2 separate regions of the Mus musculus genome follow, and region 2 is linked to region 1. The links are chromatin loops, found by intact Hi-C in ENCODE. Cell type or tissue: gastrocnemius. All regions are shown on one strand. Each heading gives the region's core, and the rest is flanking DNA. Links, peaks and the distances in the headings are about the cores only. Region 1 has its middle 5.5 kb from the start of Pik3c2b. Region 2 overlaps Pik3c2b (phosphatidylinositol-4-phosphate 3-kinase catalytic subunit type 2 beta).

What was found. Peaks named below come from ENCODE experiments on the same cell type or tissue, not always from the same donor. Only the 100,000 strongest peaks of a DNase experiment are listed, where the experiment ranks them.
Region 2: it touches region 1 in a loop (6-fold over the local background); 16 of 42 quality-filtered maps call a loop at or near these places.

The regions. Positions count from the first base shown.
Region 1 is chr1:133,036,349-133,044,680 of GRCm38, forward strand. No RefSeq gene overlaps it. Among named protein-coding and RNA genes, the nearest start is that of Pik3c2b, 5.5 kb to the right of the region's middle. In gastrocnemius, for the core only: CTCF peaks have their summits at 3,251 (motif pointing right) and 3,450; a DNase peak (open chromatin) is centred at 3,312.
Region 2 is chr1:133,096,772-133,105,103 of GRCm38, forward strand. Pik3c2b (phosphatidylinositol-4-phosphate 3-kinase catalytic subunit type 2 beta) reads left to right here. Exons shown (of 33, transcript NM_001099276.2): 24 at 1,860-2,029; 25 at 2,382-2,538; 26 at 2,834-2,943; 27 at 3,954-4,155; 28 at 4,559-4,683; 29 at 5,509-5,626; 30 at 6,582-6,663; 31 at 7,030-7,136; 32 at 8,216-8,332. Among named protein-coding and RNA genes, the nearest start is that of Gm51647, 7.3 kb to the left of the region's middle. In gastrocnemius, for the core only: no CTCF peak of the experiment used is centred there; a DNase peak (open chromatin) is centred at 4,830.

The sequences.
Region 1 (8,332 bases), core at 84-8,083:
GTCCTGGAACTCACTTTGTAGACCAGGCTGGCCTCAAACTCAGAAATCCACCTGCCTCTGCCTCACAAGTGCTGGGATTAAAGGCATGTGCCACCACTGCCTGGCTCAGCCTGATTTCCTATAGCATCCAGGACCACTAGCCTAGTCCTGCCCACAGTGAGCTGGGCCTTCCCACATCAGTCATCAATCAAGAAAACACACCACAGGCTTGTCCACAGGTCAATATAGTAAAAGCATTTTCTCAACTGAAGTTCCATTTTCTTGAATGACTCTGGGTTGTATCAAAGTTATGTATAACCAGCCAGCACACCCTCCAAATGCAAGTTTTTATTATTCTATTACATTTTCCATTGCAAATTAAATCTGAGGGAGCAAGCCCAAAATGTACAAGGACAGCTGGTCAGATGGTGCAGTGGGTTAAACACAAGCCTGTTTTAACACCATTAAAGTGATGGTGTACACATTTAATCCCAGCACTCGGGAGACTGAGTTTGAAGCCAGCCTGGTCTACAGAGTGAGTTCCAGGACAGCCAGGGCTACACAGAGGGAAAGGAAGGAAGGAAACAGGAAACAGTTGGGGGCTGAAGAGATGACTAGGTAGCTATGAGCACATCAGCTCTTGCACAGGACACAGGGAACTCACACAGCAGGCAGCTCACAACTGCCTGTAACTCCAATTCCAGGGGACTAATAACATCTGTTTTCCTCAGGACTCCTTCCTGCAGGCACCTGGAGCACAGGCAAACACACACACACACAACTAAACAAATCTTTAAACATATGCAAACAGCAAATAAATGCAGGACCTGAAGAGCAATAGGGTATTGTTAAGGCCTGGGTAACTAACTGCTGCCTGGTCTAGCCAGCCATTTTATGCTGTTATTACTGTTACGAATAAACTTTATCATGTGCTGTTACTACGGTTACTAGAAAACTTTCTGATGCCTGAGTTGATTGCATATTCTGTTATGTTTTGTGTTGGAGTCCAGGAATCGCCTCATAAGCCACACAAACACTGGTCTCAGTCAGACAATATTGAACATACACCCCAGGCCTAGTCAACCAGGGCTATGGTCCAGATTCAGGAACTGAACCAAGACCCTGAGTTAAGGTCCTACAGGATTTTTAAGCCCCAAATCCACAAACATCTGTGCCAAGTTGTTTCACCATTCAGGATTTAAGGATAGGGGGTTTGCTTAGGAACATCTCTTTGTTGTACACTTCTCCTGTTCCCATTGTTTGGGGTATTCAACTGTGGCAGGAGACTTGCCTTATCTAATATTCATATCTGTCTTAGTTAGGGTTTTACTGCTGTGAACAGACACCATGACCAAGGCAACTCCTATAAGGACAACATTTAATTGGGGCTGGCTTACAGGTTCAGAGGTTCAGTCCATTGCCGTCAAGGTGGGAGCATGGCATTGGAGGAAACGAGAGTTCTATATCTTGTTCCAAAGGCAAACAGAAGAAGATTGGCTTCCAGAGAGCTAGGATCAGGGTCTCAAAGTCCATGCCCACAATGACATACTTACTCCAACAAGGCCACACCTACTCCAACAAGGCCACACCTCCTAATAGAGTCATTCCCTGGGCTAAGCATATTCAAACCATCACAGACTTGTTCCTAAGGAAACCCCCTGTCTTAGTTAGGGTTTTACTGCTGTGAACAGACACCATGACCAAGACAAGTCTTATAAAAAAAATACTTAATTGGGGCTGGCTTACAGGTTCAGAGGTTCAGTCCATTATCATCAAGGTGGGAGCATGGCAGTATCCAGGCAGGCATGGCACAGGAGGAGCTGAGAGTTCTATGTCTTCATCCAAAGGCTGCTAGTGGAAGACTGACTTCCAGGCAACTAGGGTGAGGATCTTATACCCACACCCACAATGACACACCCATTCCAACCAGGTCACACCTATTCCAACAAGGCCACACCTTCAGATGGTGCCACTCCCTGGTCCAAGGATATACAAACCATCACACCCCCTATCCGTGAATTCTAATTGGTGGAATAACTTGGCACAGATGTTTGTGGATGTCAGGCTTAAAAGCTCAGTAGGATTCTGGATCAAGGTTGTGGTCAGCTTTGGAGTCTGCTCTGTGGTCCTGATCAGTCAGTCCGGGGTGAATGCTCAATAAACTATCCCCATCTGATTGAGATACATGTGGTTTGTGGGGTGACCCCGGACCCTGACAAGTATGATTTATAAAATGGACGGGACTAGAGTTTTCAATAAGAAAACTACATTATCAGAGTGGAGCTGAAGCAGTTGTCAGCCATATGGAAGAAACTGTAATGAGCTAAACAAATATCTATCTATTTAATTACTTGGACCTATTTCTTGAGCAAGTTATATATCTCAAGCAAGAAAAATGTTTCTCTGTCTCTTTGTTCGAGGTGTGGGATGAATCACACTCCCGGATTTTTGTAGCCCTGGGTGGCCTGGAACCTGCTGCTATGTAGATTATGGCTAGCCTCAAACTCCCAGAAATCTGCCTGCTTCTGCCCCCAGAGGGCTGGGATTAAAATTGTGGAATACTACACCTTGCACACCACATTTTATGGGAAGGGAAACAGTGCTTGTTCAGGATGCCTGAGAGAAACAGGAATAAAGAGACCTTCATGGTTTCCTCCCACAAAGGCCTTGTCACAGCTGGATGATAAAGCCAGATGTTTCAAGTTAAACTGATTAAATGAGATTGGCCAACCAGTGAACTGCTCACTGAGCAGGGTGGCCAGGAGGAACACAGCAAATCTGAAAGGAACTTGGAGAGCACATGCCACACTCGCTGGCAGAAGTGAAGGGAAATGGGGAGACTGTGGCCAGGCTTGGGGCAGGCTAAGGAGGACAACGTTGCTCTTATGAGACGTTTGGCCTGCCAGTGGTAGAGCACACCTTTGTTACCAGCACTCAGGAGGCAGAGGCAGGTGGATTTCTGAGTTGGAGGCCAGCATGGTCTACTGAGTTAGTTCCAGTACAGCCAGGGATCCATAGAAAAACCCTGTCTCAGAAGAGGAAGAAGAAGAGGAGGAGGAAGAGGAGGAGGAGGAGGAGGAGGAGGAGGAGGAAATTAACACAGCAGGGCCCATCTGAGGCAGCAATAAATGTCTCTGCTTTGCGTGTATGTTGTGTGGAAACACCATCACAGGTGTCGTCTCACACCTTGCCTTACCTAGAACCAAACATCTTGCCTGCTTCTTGAAACTGTTTCTTGCATGACTGCTGGATTTAATGTGTCCACTAGAGGGCAGGCTAAACTCACAAATTCTGCACATGGAGCATCTAGTTCTCTGGGGCTGCTGTTGTTTTATTTATTTTATTTTTGAATGTATGTGTATGCGTGCCTGTCTGTCTTGTCACTGTGTGATGAACACGCCTGTGGCGGCCAGAAGAGGGTGCTGAACCTCTGGAACTGGAGTTTCTTGGGCCACCTGCTGTGGGTCCAGCAACTGAACCAACTCCTCCGAAAGAGCAGCAGGTGCTCAATGGCTGAGCCATCCCTCTCTCTGTCTAGCCCTTGTTTATTATGAGTTTTGAGATGTCTATGTATCCCAGTCTAGCCTTAAACTCTTCATCCCCCTTCCTCCTCCCTGGAGTTCTGAGATTTCCAGTGTTCGATGCCAAGCCCAGGTGGGCCTTCTGTAGGTGTCACAGGCTTAATTTCACCCACTAATTATTTTCAGACTGCTGCTATTTTGAGTGTTTTTTGTTGTTGTTGTTGTTGTTGTTTTTTTTTTTTTTTTTTTTTTTTTTTTTTTTTCTTCTTTTTCGAGACAGGGCTTCTCTGTGTACCCCTGGCTGTCCTGGAACTCACTTTGTAGACCAGGCTGGCCTCGAACTCAGAAATCCGCCTGCCTCTGCCTCCCGAGTGTTAGGATCAAAGGCTTGCGCCACCACACCCAGCTCGAATTTTTTTTTTTTTTTTTTTTAAAGATAGGGTTCACTAGAGCCTGGAGAGATGGCTCAGCGTCAAAGTCACTGGCTGCTCTTCTAGAGGTTCAATTCCCAGCAACCACACCGTGGCTTACAACCATCCACAATGAGATCCTGATACCCTCTTCTGTCTTACAAGACAGAGCAGTCACATACACAACTAAATACATGTTTAAAAAGACAGGGTCTCATTGTGTAGCACCGGCTGGTGTCAAATTTATATTCCTCCTACACGCCTCACACTTTGCCAGAATTAATGTGTGTGCCCAGTTCCCACCAGTTCTTTTAGTGGTGTGTGGGGGAGTTAGAATGTGAGATCAATACATCACCATTAACTACCATCACTATGCTGTACATCAGAGTCCCCCAAATTCAAAGCTCAAAGTTTCTTTCCTCTGAATAATAACCTGTCACTCCCCTACCAGCACAACCTCAGCCCCCAACTGCTTCTGTCAGTCTAACTGTCTGAATTCCACAGAAGTTAAATCATATACTGTCTGTATCTCTTTATCTGACTTAACACATGGAGTGTGATTTCCCCCTATGTTCATTAGTGCAGATACAAATGAGACTTTATTATTATTATTATTATTATTATTATTATTTTAGGTTTCTTGGTGTAGCTCTGGCTGTCCTGGAACTCACTTTGTAGACCAGGCTGGCCTCGAACTCAGAGATCCACCTGACTCTGCTGAGATTAAAGGTATGTGCCACCACTGATAGGCAGTTTCCTTCATTCTTAAAACTGAAGAGTATTCTGCACTAGATAAGGATCAGTCATGTTTTCCTTACACGCTCATTTATTAATGGACCCCTTAAGGCGGGTATGTGGCTGTCAGGAATAATGATGTAATGAGAAGGCTGGCTTGGAATTCCCCAGCTGATCTGCTGACCTCAAAGGTACAGCAATCCTCCTGCCTCTGCCTCCTAAGGCTGTGATTACAGGTGTGTCAATCTGGCCTCTCCTGCATTGCTAATAATAGTACTCTAGCCTTCTAAACCCACAGTTTAGTGTCTGGCCCTGAAGCCATTTACAACAAATGAAAAAGTTGCATGCCTTAAAAAAGACTAGGGGGTCAAAAAGATGGCGCCACAGTTCAGAATACTGACTGCTCTTCCAGAAGACCTGGGTTTGATTCTCAGCACCACAAAGTGACTTACAACCACCTGAACTTACAGATCTAGGAAATCTATCCTCCTCCTCTGGCCTCTACAGGCAACGAGAATGCATTCTGTACACAAACAAACATGCAGCCAAAACACTCAGACACATAAAATAGTGATAAAAAGACATTTCAAGAAGTCTTCAATGGAGCCAACTGTAGCAGTGCAGGCCTGTAATTGCTGCACTCAAGAGGCGGTGGGGGTGTGCTGGGCGTGGTGGTGCACGCCTTTAATCCCAGCAGAGGCAGGCGGATTTCTGAGTTTGAGGCCAGCCTGGTCTACAGAGTGAGTTCCAGGACAGCCAGGGCTACACAGAGAAACCCTGTCTTGAAAAAAAAAAAAAAAGAGGCAGTGGGGGAAGGATTGTTTAAAAAACCCTCTCTTTCAACAAAAACAACAAAATTACCCTCCCCGAGAGAAAGAGAGAGAGAGAAATGGAGAATAGAAGACAAGAGAATCCAAGATATAGCTCAGTTCATAAAGTACTTGGCTTTGAAAGCTTGAGAACCTAAGCTCAGATCCTCAGAATCTACGATAAAAATGTCCAGCGTTGTGGTGCCCTTGTAATCCTGGAGACTGCAAAATGGGCGGATGGTGGAGATGCTCCAGAGGTCACGGGCCAGCTAGTTTCAAGCAAAGTTCCTTGCCTCTGAGGGTCCCTGTCTCAAACCATCAAACAAACAAACATGGAGGTGCTGTAAAGAAGATTCCAGTTAAATATTATTAAATAGAATATTTATTATTGCCTCCATAACAAATCCCCTTTACCCCTCAGTTAAGTGGACTTCAAAGCATACAGAGCTAGGACTAGGGCTATAGTTCAATGGTAGATTGTTGCCTCTCACGCATGACATAATATGTCCAGTACCTAGTACTGCCAAGCCAACTGCTAGGGAGCCGAGTGTGGTGTGCAATAGGTGTAATCTCAGCAGTTGGGAGGTAGAGGTAGGAGGGTCTGGAGTTCAAGGCCACCCTCAGCTATAGAGCAGAGCTACATCAGAGTTTGTCTAAAAAACAAAACCCCCTACTTCAAAACAAATGTCTGACCTTACAGTTCAGTAGGTTAGAAGTCCACCCAAGTCTCTGGACTGAAGCCTGGGTGTCTGTCACAAGGCTGTGTTTCTTCTGTTTTTTGTCTTTTCCTCACCTCCAGGGGACGTCCAGCTACAACCCGAAAGCCATCCACATTCATTCTTCTACCCTTCCTTCCATCATCCTGGGCATCTCTGGGAAGGACTGTCAGTTTTAAGGGCAGGAGTGATTAGACTGGGCCTTGCTGGATAATCCAAGATAAGCTTCTAATCTACAAACCTCTGATCACACCTGCGTTGCCTTTTTAAATACCGTCTTCTTTTGTGTGTGTATGTGTGTGTGGGGGGGGGGGCGGTGAGGGGGATAGGATGTGGTCATTCCTTCAACTGGAAGTTCTGCCTGCCTGGATTGAATACTGTGTGGGTGGCATGTGTGGGTTCTTCTTCCTCCTCCTCCTCCTCCTCCTCTTCTTCTTCTTCTTCCTCCTCTTCTTCCTCCTCCTCCTCCTCTTCCCTCGTCCTCTTCTTCTTTCTTCTTCTTCCTCTTCTTCTTCTTTCTTCCTCCTCCTCCTCTTCCTCTTCCTCCTCCTGTTCCTCTCCCTTCTGGTTTTTCAAGACAGGATTTCTCTGTGTAGCCTTGGCTGTCCTGGAACTCACTTTGTAGACCAGGCTTGCCTGGAACTCAGAGATTTTTTTAAAAAAAGATTTATTTATTTACTTTATGTGAATATACTGTCTCTCTCTTCAGACACACCAAAAGAAGACATCAGATCACTTTACAGATGATTCCCATGTGGTTGCTGGAAATTGAACTGAGGACCTCTGGAAGAGCAGTCAATGCTTTTAACCTCTGAGCCATCTTCCCAGCTCTAAGAGCCCTTCCCACCCCCTCACCCCCACCCCCCAGACAGGGTTTCTCTGTACAGCCCTGGCTGTCCTTGAACTCACTCTGTAGACCAGGCTGGCCTCAAACTCAGAAATCCGCCTGCCTCTGCCTCACAAGTGCTGGAATTAAAGGTGTGTGCCACCACTGCCCAGCAAAAGCCCTCTTCTTTATTCTTCCGCTGAACCTGTCCTGAAGACCTGCAACTCTGACTCAGTGTTATACATCCGGGTGTCTAGGTGCTACAGATGAAAACATTCAAATAGTATCTGCATCATCATACAAAAATATCCAGCACTAGCTGTGGCCTCTATGCTAGCTGTAAGCAGCTGTGGGCCTCCATCCTTAGTTCTCTCTTGGTGTTGGGGGCTTAAGCCAGGGCCTTGTGTAAACCGAGTTATGTACTCCCTCGTTTCTTTCTTTTTTTTTTTTTTAAGATTTATTTATTTATTATATGTAAGTATACTGTAGCTGTCTTCAGACACTCCAGAAGAGGGAGTCAGATTTTGTTACAGATGGTTGTGAGCCACCATGTGGTTGCTGGGATTTGAACTCTGGACCTTCAGAAGAGCAGTCGGGTGCTCTTACCCACTGAGCCATCTCACCAGCCCCCCTCGTTTCTTTCTATGGTCATTTAAAACCTAACCACATTTTTTACATCTTCAATCCTATCTATTGGTTTTGTTTTGTTTTGTTTTTCAAGGCAGGGTTTCTCTGTGTAGCCCTGGCTGTCCTAGAACTCACTCTGTAGACCAGGCTGGCTTCGAACTCAGAATTCTGCCTGCCTCTGTCTCTCAAGTGCTGGGATGAAAGGCATGTGCCACCACAACCAGCTTTCTATACTATTTTTACTCTTTTTGTCTCAGCAGAATTCTCAAAGACGATCAAGTAGCAACTATTTTTTTTCTTCAGGGTATAGCTTCAAGACTTACTGCTCTCCAAATCCATTTGCCAGTGAGTCTCTCCAGGCAACTTTGTCTCGCATGCTTTGGGCCATCTCCTTTCCTCTTTGGGACAGTTTGCATTTTCACCCCTTTGCTCCCTGGTCTTACCTCTCAGCATAGGAACACATTTCTTTCTTGTCTTAAAAGAAAACCAAGCCAAGGGTGTTGGCTCAGCACTTAGGAGAAAGAGGCAGTACAATCATGAATTTGAAGCCAGCCTGGGCTACATATCAAGTTCAAATGGCAGCCTCAGCTACATGGGAAAACCTGTGCCAAACAACACTTCCATACCTGATCTTTCATGCTCCTTTGTATTCCTCCTCTAGTTGTTAAGCTTCTAGAACGAGTCTTTCACCATCAAGCCACCGGAACCT
Region 2 (8,332 bases), core at 200-8,199, 61 kb after region 1:
TTTCCAGGTGCCGAATGCTTCCCATCTCGAGCCCCGTGCTAGGTGTCAGAATTGTAATGACTGCATGCCAGTGTCCTAGCAAGTCATAATAAATGTGAACGTGTCTCCAACAAGCACACACGTACCTGGAAGCTAACTTTGTTAGTTTTTAACCCCCTTTTGGTTTTTTGAGACGGGACCTTACTCTGTAGCATAGCTCAAGCAGGCCTGGAATTCATGCTTCTCCTTGCCTCAGCCTCCTGAATGCTGGGATTACAAGAGTGAGACGCAGTACTAGTGGTTTCTTATGGTAATGCGCAGAAGAAAAGAACTTGACTATATTTAGTATACAGAATCCACATTATATCAGTGAGACCCTCCAGTAAGGAGGAGGACTATACATGAATCGAGATTCATACCTGCAGGCTCAGGGAGGTGGGAAGAGAGTGTAGTCCTTACTGGCGGTCATTCATACAGCATTTTTGTGACCTTCCAGAGACATTATCTATAAAGAACGCCTGTGACGGGCAGGTTACTAGAGATGGTAAGTCAGGTCTGGGATTGGATAGGCTATGTTCCTATTCAAGTGGTTTCCTTTCATTCATAGGTTTTTTTTTTCTTTCTAAGAAATGATCTTTCCTGTACAGAAGCTGAGTTCTACGATGTCTGGATTTTTGAGACAGAGTCTCATTATGTAGCGCTGGCTGGCCTGGAACTCACTCTGTAGACCAAGCTGGCCCTCAAACTCAAAGAGGCCTGTCTCGGCCTCCCAAATGACACCATGCCTGGCTCCCTCCTCCTTTGTGTGTGTGTATGGACATGAGTGAGCTTAGTGCACACACCCATGGGTGTACAGGCCATAGCAGCTCATCAGGTGTCTTCCACTGTCACTGTACTTTACTGTACGGATAGGGTCTGTTGATGAGCTGGAAGCCTGCTGTTTCGGCTAGGCTGGCAGGCCAGTGAGCTCCCTGACGCTGCCTGTCTCTGTCCTACCACACTGGGGCTATCGGCACGCATGGCATACCTGGCTTTTTTTGTTTTTAACATTGTTACTGCGGATTCAAACTCAGATCTTCGTGCTTATGACACAAATGCTCTTACCCCAGCCCCTCCCACCCCACAAGCCTCCAAAATATCCCCAACACATTTTACCAAATAGAGAGATCTGATTTTCAAGTGCAAAACACTGCAGGAAGTGTGAAGCTGCCTCAGCTCTTCTCTGGAGTGGGGTGATTTTAATTAGGTAAGCATTTAGCTGGCATCAAGCACTCTGGGAGTGGAGTGTTATTTGGGGCAGGAAGACGGGTGGATGAAGAAGGGTCAGGTGCCTTTAGTTCTGCTTGCTATTCAGTAGCCAGACTCAAGTCAGGGTTCTCATGACCTGTGGGAAAGGTTTTAAGCATCAGCCTTTCTGTCCACTAAGGTCTTCCTGTCTGGATTTGCTTGTGTCCACTGTCTCTCCAGCCAAAACAAAAAAACAAATTCAGTTGAAGGGTATGTATAGACATATAAACCTTTCTTCTCCTACTTCAAAAAAAAAAAATGGAGGTCATTTCTATGTACATAAGTGTGTGCTTTGGCCAAGCAGTGGTGGCGCACACCTTTAATCACAGCACTTGGGAGGCAGAGGCAGGCGGGTTTCTGAGTTCGAGGTCAGCCTGGTCTACAGAGTGAGTTCCAGGACAGCCAGGGCTACACAGAGAAACCCTGTCTCAACCCCACCCCTGCCCCCCTGAAAGAAAAAGAAAAAAACAAACAAGTGTGTGCTTTGGTATATGATGAAGGTAAGCAGGCAGGTGCCGGGTGCCGTTGGAGTTCACACGAGAGAAGAAGGTCAGAGCTGGCTGTGGCTCCACCACCTGCCTCCACTTCCACAGGCTGTGGAGAACTTCATCTACTCTTGTGCTGGCTGCTGTGTAGCTACATACATCTTGGGCATCTGTGACAGACACAATGACAACATCATGCTAAAGACCACGGGCCACATGTTCCATATAGATTTCGGCCGCTTCCTGGGTCACGCACAGATGTTTGGTAACATCAAGAGGTAAGTGGCTTCCTGTGTGGAGGGCCAGAGTGGTTCAGGGCTGGGACACAAGACAGAGACTGGAGCAGCTGGGCCTCAGGGCACTGACCCTGGGCTGAGCAGCTTCTGGAGACCAGAAGACCGGTAAGGAGCTCGAGTTTGTGCAGGGCAAAGATCGGCTCTTCTTCCTCATTGGGGACCAAGCAAAGCGATGGGAAGCTTCGAACTAGTGGGGAGCTGGGAGAAGGTACTACTAGATCCCAGGTCGGAACACATGGTGAGGGGAAGGAAAGCAGACCTCGATTGATGGCGCTTACAAGATGACCTCCCTTCTCCGTATTGACCGTCTACCCTCTATGTCCCCTTGGCCCAGGGACCGTGCCCCGTTTGTCTTCACCTCAGACATGGCGTATGTCATCAATGGGGGTGACAAGCCTTCCAGCCGCTTCCATGATTTTGTTGACCTTTGCTGCCAAGCCTACAACCTCATTCGCAAGCACACCCACCTCTTCCTCAACCTTCTGGGCCTGGTGAGAAACTCCATCTCTTTGTGAGCCCTCTTTCTTATTACCTGGCTCCATCTTCAAGGCTGCCCTGGGTTGTTCCAGAGGATTCCTGGGGCTCCACTTCTTCCCTAAGGGCATCCAGACAACCCAGGGACAGTGGGGCCTGACCTCTTACTTTAGCCCCTCCATTTCTGTGGCCCTCTGCCACAGCATCTGCCTATAACCCCAATCAGGCAGCTTGTATAGAAAACCCTGGCCTACGGCAGAGAGGAAGCGATGCTGGGCTGCTGTTACCCGGTGCTCTCCTTTCCTCTTCCAGATGCTGTCCTGTGGAATCCCCGAGCTCTCAGACCTGGAGGACCTCAAGTATGTGTATGATGCCCTGAGACCTCAGGACACAGAGGCCAATGCCACCACCTACTTCACAAGGTAACACGCAGCACAAACCAGCACTGCCACCTAAGTAGTCCATTGGCTGCCTGCCAGGCTGGCAGGAGCAGGCTGGGCAGTGGGACAGGCTTAGCCCAAACGTTAAGGCCAGGGCTTGGATCTGCTATCCCCATTTTTGCCTTGGTAATCAGTTTGTTCCTGTCTGCATTCTGAGGCCAATATGTATAAGTAGCCCAGGCTGTCCTGGAACTCTCTCTATAGACCAGGATGGCCTCAGACTCAGAGATCTGTCTGCCTCTGCTTCCCAAGTGCTAGGATTGAAGGCATGTGCCACCACTGCCTGTCTCTTATTTGTCTCTTTACCAGGTCCCAACCACCGACTTTGTCTAGGAGTCAGGGTGGAAGCTGGATTTTATTAAAAGGTTTTAGTTTTAGTTTTTCAAGACAGGATCTTCCTGTGTAGCCCTGGCTGTCCTGGAACCTGTTCTGTAAACTAGGCTAGTCTTGAAGGAACTCTGAGATCCACCTGCCTCTGCTGGAATTAAAGGTGTGAGCCCCCACATCCAGTTTATAATCCTTCTTTTGGTCAGACTCTGGCTCTTCCACCAGACCTCACATAGAATTTAGTGTTTTTGAGCAGGGCCTAGTGTGGTCCTTGAATTCCATTTGATAGTACTAGGTGGGCATGTGCTGTTCCAAGTTTCCCTCGTCCCTTGGCAGGAGGGACAGGAACTCAGGATTCACAGACATAAACTACATGAGGTGATTGCGTCAATCAGGTGCTCTGAGACTATTACATTGGGAAGATAATTCAATCTGGTGGTTGTTTTTAGGACTCAGGGCTTGATAGCACACACCTGTCATCCTGGTACTTAACTTGAGGCAAGAGGATCACCATGAATTTGAAGCTAGGCTACACAGTGAGATCCTGTCCCCCTCCCTCAAAGAAGAAAAGAAATCTCAGGGTTTACAATATCTGCTTGGGCAGCTGTCAAGGCAAAGGCAGGTTGGGTCCCTGGCTGCATCCCCTGTTTCCCATGCTCAAACAGGTTGATTGAGTCCAGCCTGGGCAGCGTAGCCACGAAACTCAACTTTTTCATCCATAACCTGGCTCAGATGAAGTTCACAGGCTCAGATGACCGGCTGACCCTCTCCTTCGCTCCCCGGACACACACTCTCAAGAGCTCTGGCCGCATCCGAGATGTCTTCCTCTGCCGACATGAGAAGATCTTCCACCCCAGCAAGGGCTATGTAAGTGTTTCTCCTCTCTGACCCTCTGTTGCTCCCTGTCCACCGGCCTTCTTAGAGTAAACTCTTCCTCCACACCTGCACAGTGGGCCCTGGAGTTTACTGAGGCCATTGCACTGGGAGTAAACCCAGACAGACCAGTTCCCTCGCTGATGTGACCTGCATTAAAGTAGGCTCAGGCCGCTGAACTGGTTGGTAATTCTGTGAGTCATGTGTCCGGTGAGACACAGGTAGGAAGTCTCTGCTTTTAGGTTCCTGCCTGTGTGCTGCCTACCCTCTTATCTCTACTAGAGACTTTCCTTCGGGCATGTAACACACACCCCACACTCCCACGAACACAAGCACTCCTACTCCCCTCTAGTCGGTAGCGAGTCAGGCAGGAGTACTCTGAGTTTGTCCTTTGCAGGTATATGTGGTGAAGGTGATGCGAGAGAATGCTCACGAGGCGACATACATCCAGAGGACATTCGAGGAGTTCCAGGAACTGCACAATAAGCTGCGCCTGCTCTTCCCTTCTTCCTTCCTGCCCAGGTAGCCCCTCCCCCCCCCAGTCTTGCCAGAGCTGAAAGATGGGGGTGGGGGGTACGAGGGAGGGAGCTAGCAGGACTGCTGTTTGAGAAAGAACCATTTCAAACTGAGAATCTGTCAGCCTGGTGTTGGGCTTGGTAACAGGAGCGCCCCCTGCTGGCTCGTATCTCCAGACATCCCAACCGCCTTGCCCTAGTCTTGGAAAACAAAGTGTGGGGGCACCAGCCAGAAAGCAAGCCAGCTGAGCTGAAAGCAGGGCACTAGGTGATCTCAATGTGACTCGAGGTTTATAACATAGCAAAAGAATGTATGTGTGTGTATATATAATATAGATAATACAATGTATATATGATCATTTATAGTATAGCAATATATAATAACATAATATATAATTGAAATTAATATATAATAATATAATATGTATATATAATTGAAAGGGAAGGACCTTTGATAGCTACGTCATGCGCCTAAATGAAAGACGCCAGGGCAGAAGATGATTCTGTTTATTGGAGTCCCCCAGAGTAATCAGAGTCTTAGGGATGGAATGTAGACTTGGTGGCTGAGGTATAACAAGTGTGCTGCCTCAGTTTTGCAAGATGGAAAGAGTTTGGGACCTGGCTTCCGGGGTGTGTGTGTGTGTGTGTGTGTGTGTGTGTGTGGTGTGTACAGAGAAAGAGATAGAGCTGGATCAACCCAGGCACAGATGTGAGCACAGACTGGGGAGTCTAGTAGGAGTCAGGGAAGAAAGGTAACTAGAGATGCAAATGGAATGTCTAAGCCTTCAGACTCACTCGTGTCCCTATGTCTGTTTTCTGCCTCTCACACTAGCTTCCCTAGCCGGTTTGTGATTGGCCGCTCCCGGGGAGAGGCAGTGGCTGAGAGGAGGAAGGAGGAGTTAAATGGCTACATCTGGCACCTGATTCATGCAGCCCCTGAGGTGGCTGAGGTGAGTGAGTGGGTGTGGGGTGGGGGTGTGAGAGAAGTAGGTCTGAGTCCTAGGGAAGACATGAGCGGTCTGTACTCTTGAGGAATGACCAGTGCCTGGCTCTACCACAGATGAGAGAGCACAGTGTATGGTGGGTCTAGCCTCAGACCTAGGTTTGGTTTGTGGTGGGTCTAGCCTCAGACCTAGGTTTGGTTTGTGGTGGGTCTAGCCTCAGACCTAGGTTTGGTTTGTGGTGGGTCTAGCCTCAGACCTAGGTTTGGTTTGTGGTGGGTCTAGCCTCAGACCTAGGTTTGGTTTGTGGTGGGTCTAGCCTCAGACGTAGGTTTGGTTTGGTTTTGCTTTCATTTCCCATGCTTAAGTTAGAAACATTCTCCAGAGAAAGGCTTGTGTTTCAGCCCCAGACTAACTCCAGGATTTCTCCCGCCCCAGCTGTGCGTGCCTGTCAGTGGGGAAATCGGGAAGCGAGAAGTGCAGTACTATAGACTGCTTTTGGCCCAAAGTGGCCTGGATGTTTTTATTTACTTACCTTTGTCTGTTTTGTCTTTTGAGTTGAGGTCTCCTAGTTTTTATTTTTGGAGATGGAGTTTCTCTGGGTAGGCCTGGCTGTCCCAGAACTCACTCTGTAGACCAGCCTGGCCTCGATCTACCTGCTTCTGCTTCCTAGATGCTGGGATTAGTCCTGTGCCACCACCACAGTCTAGCTTGGGGTCTTGCTCTTTAGCTCAGGTTAGCCTAGAACTCACTTTGCAGACTAGGCTAACCTGGAACTTATAACAATCTACCCTTTACATTTTGAGTGCTGAGAGTATAAGATTTGGCTCCCCTACGCATCCAACCATCGGCTATTTTTTTTTTTCTTTAAAAAAAAGTGTGTGTGTGTATCTGTGTAAATAAAATTAACCCTTCCTGGGTCATGTCTTACTGAAGAGTGGCCCTGTTTTCTGGTCTGTTCCAGTGTGATCTGGTGTATACTTTCTTCCACCCCCTGCCCCGAGATGAGAAGGCTTCAGGCCCCAGCCCAGCTCCGAAGTCCTCAGGTACAGCACCTTCCTGGTGGCACAGCACCTTCCTGGTGGCAGTCCTGCCAAACCATAGCCCCACCTCTTTGGCAATCCTCTTTCCTGTTCAGTTGTTTACTTGGCCCAGGACTCAGGTTTTCCATCCGGGCTGTGGTGTCCACAGCTCTACGGCTGGGTTCCCTTGGGGACGGCTATTCAGGTAGTGATGACCCTATCCGATAGGGTACACTCATCCCTACCCAATCCCACATTGCATTCTAGAGCACCTGAGAATCAGAAACCTGACAGGCCGGGCAGGGCTTCAGGAAGGAAGTAGAAATGTCTGCCTGGCACCAACCAGGGGCACTCCTGGCCTATAGACTTCTGTTTCCTTTATTTCTGCAGATGGGACGTGGGCCCGGCCGGTTGGGAAGGTCGGTGGGGAGGTGAAGCTGTCTATCTCCTACAAAAACAACAAACTCTTCATCATGGTGATGCATATTCGGGGCTTGGTAAGTACAGGCACAGCTCTCCTGTGGTCTTTGGTCTTTCTGTTGGTAGTTTTTGGACGAATCAGTCTTTCTCCGCCCCTGGATAATGAGAGTGACCACAGAAATTTATTGAGCCTCCACCGCAGGCCGCCTATGCCAGGCCTGCGGCTGACCAGGCAATTCAGGCACAGCTGCTTGCTTGCTGTGGTCTGTGGCAGTGTCCTGGGTACTGAGAGCCTCTTTCTAAGATGATATTGGTGCCTCTTCCAAGGGTTGCTGTAGGGATGAAATAATAACATGGGAAGCTCTTGCCTTTCTGAGTAGTACTGTTGTGGTAGTAATTATAGTTTTATAAAGGAGAGACCTAGGGGGCTTCCTACCTGGCTGTAGTAATAGATACATGTAGACAGGTGATTGTAGACAGGGCAGCCCTTGCACTTCCTCCCGGCAGAGGCAAGGCAGTACCAGGTTCTAACAGCATCACGGATGGGCAAGGAACTTTTGTTGAACATTTGTGATGTGCAGCATCTTATATGGCTTACTTTGGGGCTCAGAAAACAAAGAAAAACTGAACCGAGTCAATCAAAGTGAATCAGTAGTTAGCTGGCCTTGAGCAGACAGCCTCTGCTCTCAGACTCGTGTCTCTACCTCTGAGGGCTTCAAGGGACCAATTGACAAGTTAATCATGGAGAAAAGATGCCTCAGAGACCCGATGGCTCATTTGCAACTGTAGTACAGGCCAGGCACATGATGCATTCGTTTCTTTAATCCCAGAGCTTGGGAGGCAGAGAGACCATTCTCTGCTTGTGTCAAGCCTGGTCTGTATAGTTAGCTCCAGGATAGCCAGAGCTATGTAGAGAGAGACCCTGTCTTGAAAAACTGAAACTGAAAACTAATCTATCTATCTATTCAATGTAATCACAGTAGGTGTTTTTATCAGAGTGTAATGAGCTGGGAATCAGACAGAAAGATTAGGTGCATGCCACAAAACGCCAGAGGGGGAGCAAGATATAATCTAGACCAAAGGGTAGCCTCAGGGACCATTAGAAAGTAGAAGATGCTGCCTGGACCCTTCAACTTCTGTTTGTGTTCCATTGTAGCAACCGCTCCAGGATGGCAATGACCCTGACCCCTATGTAAAGATTTACCTCCTTCCTGACCCTCAGAAAACCACAAAGAGGAAAACCAAGGTGGCCCGGAAAACCTGCAACCCTACC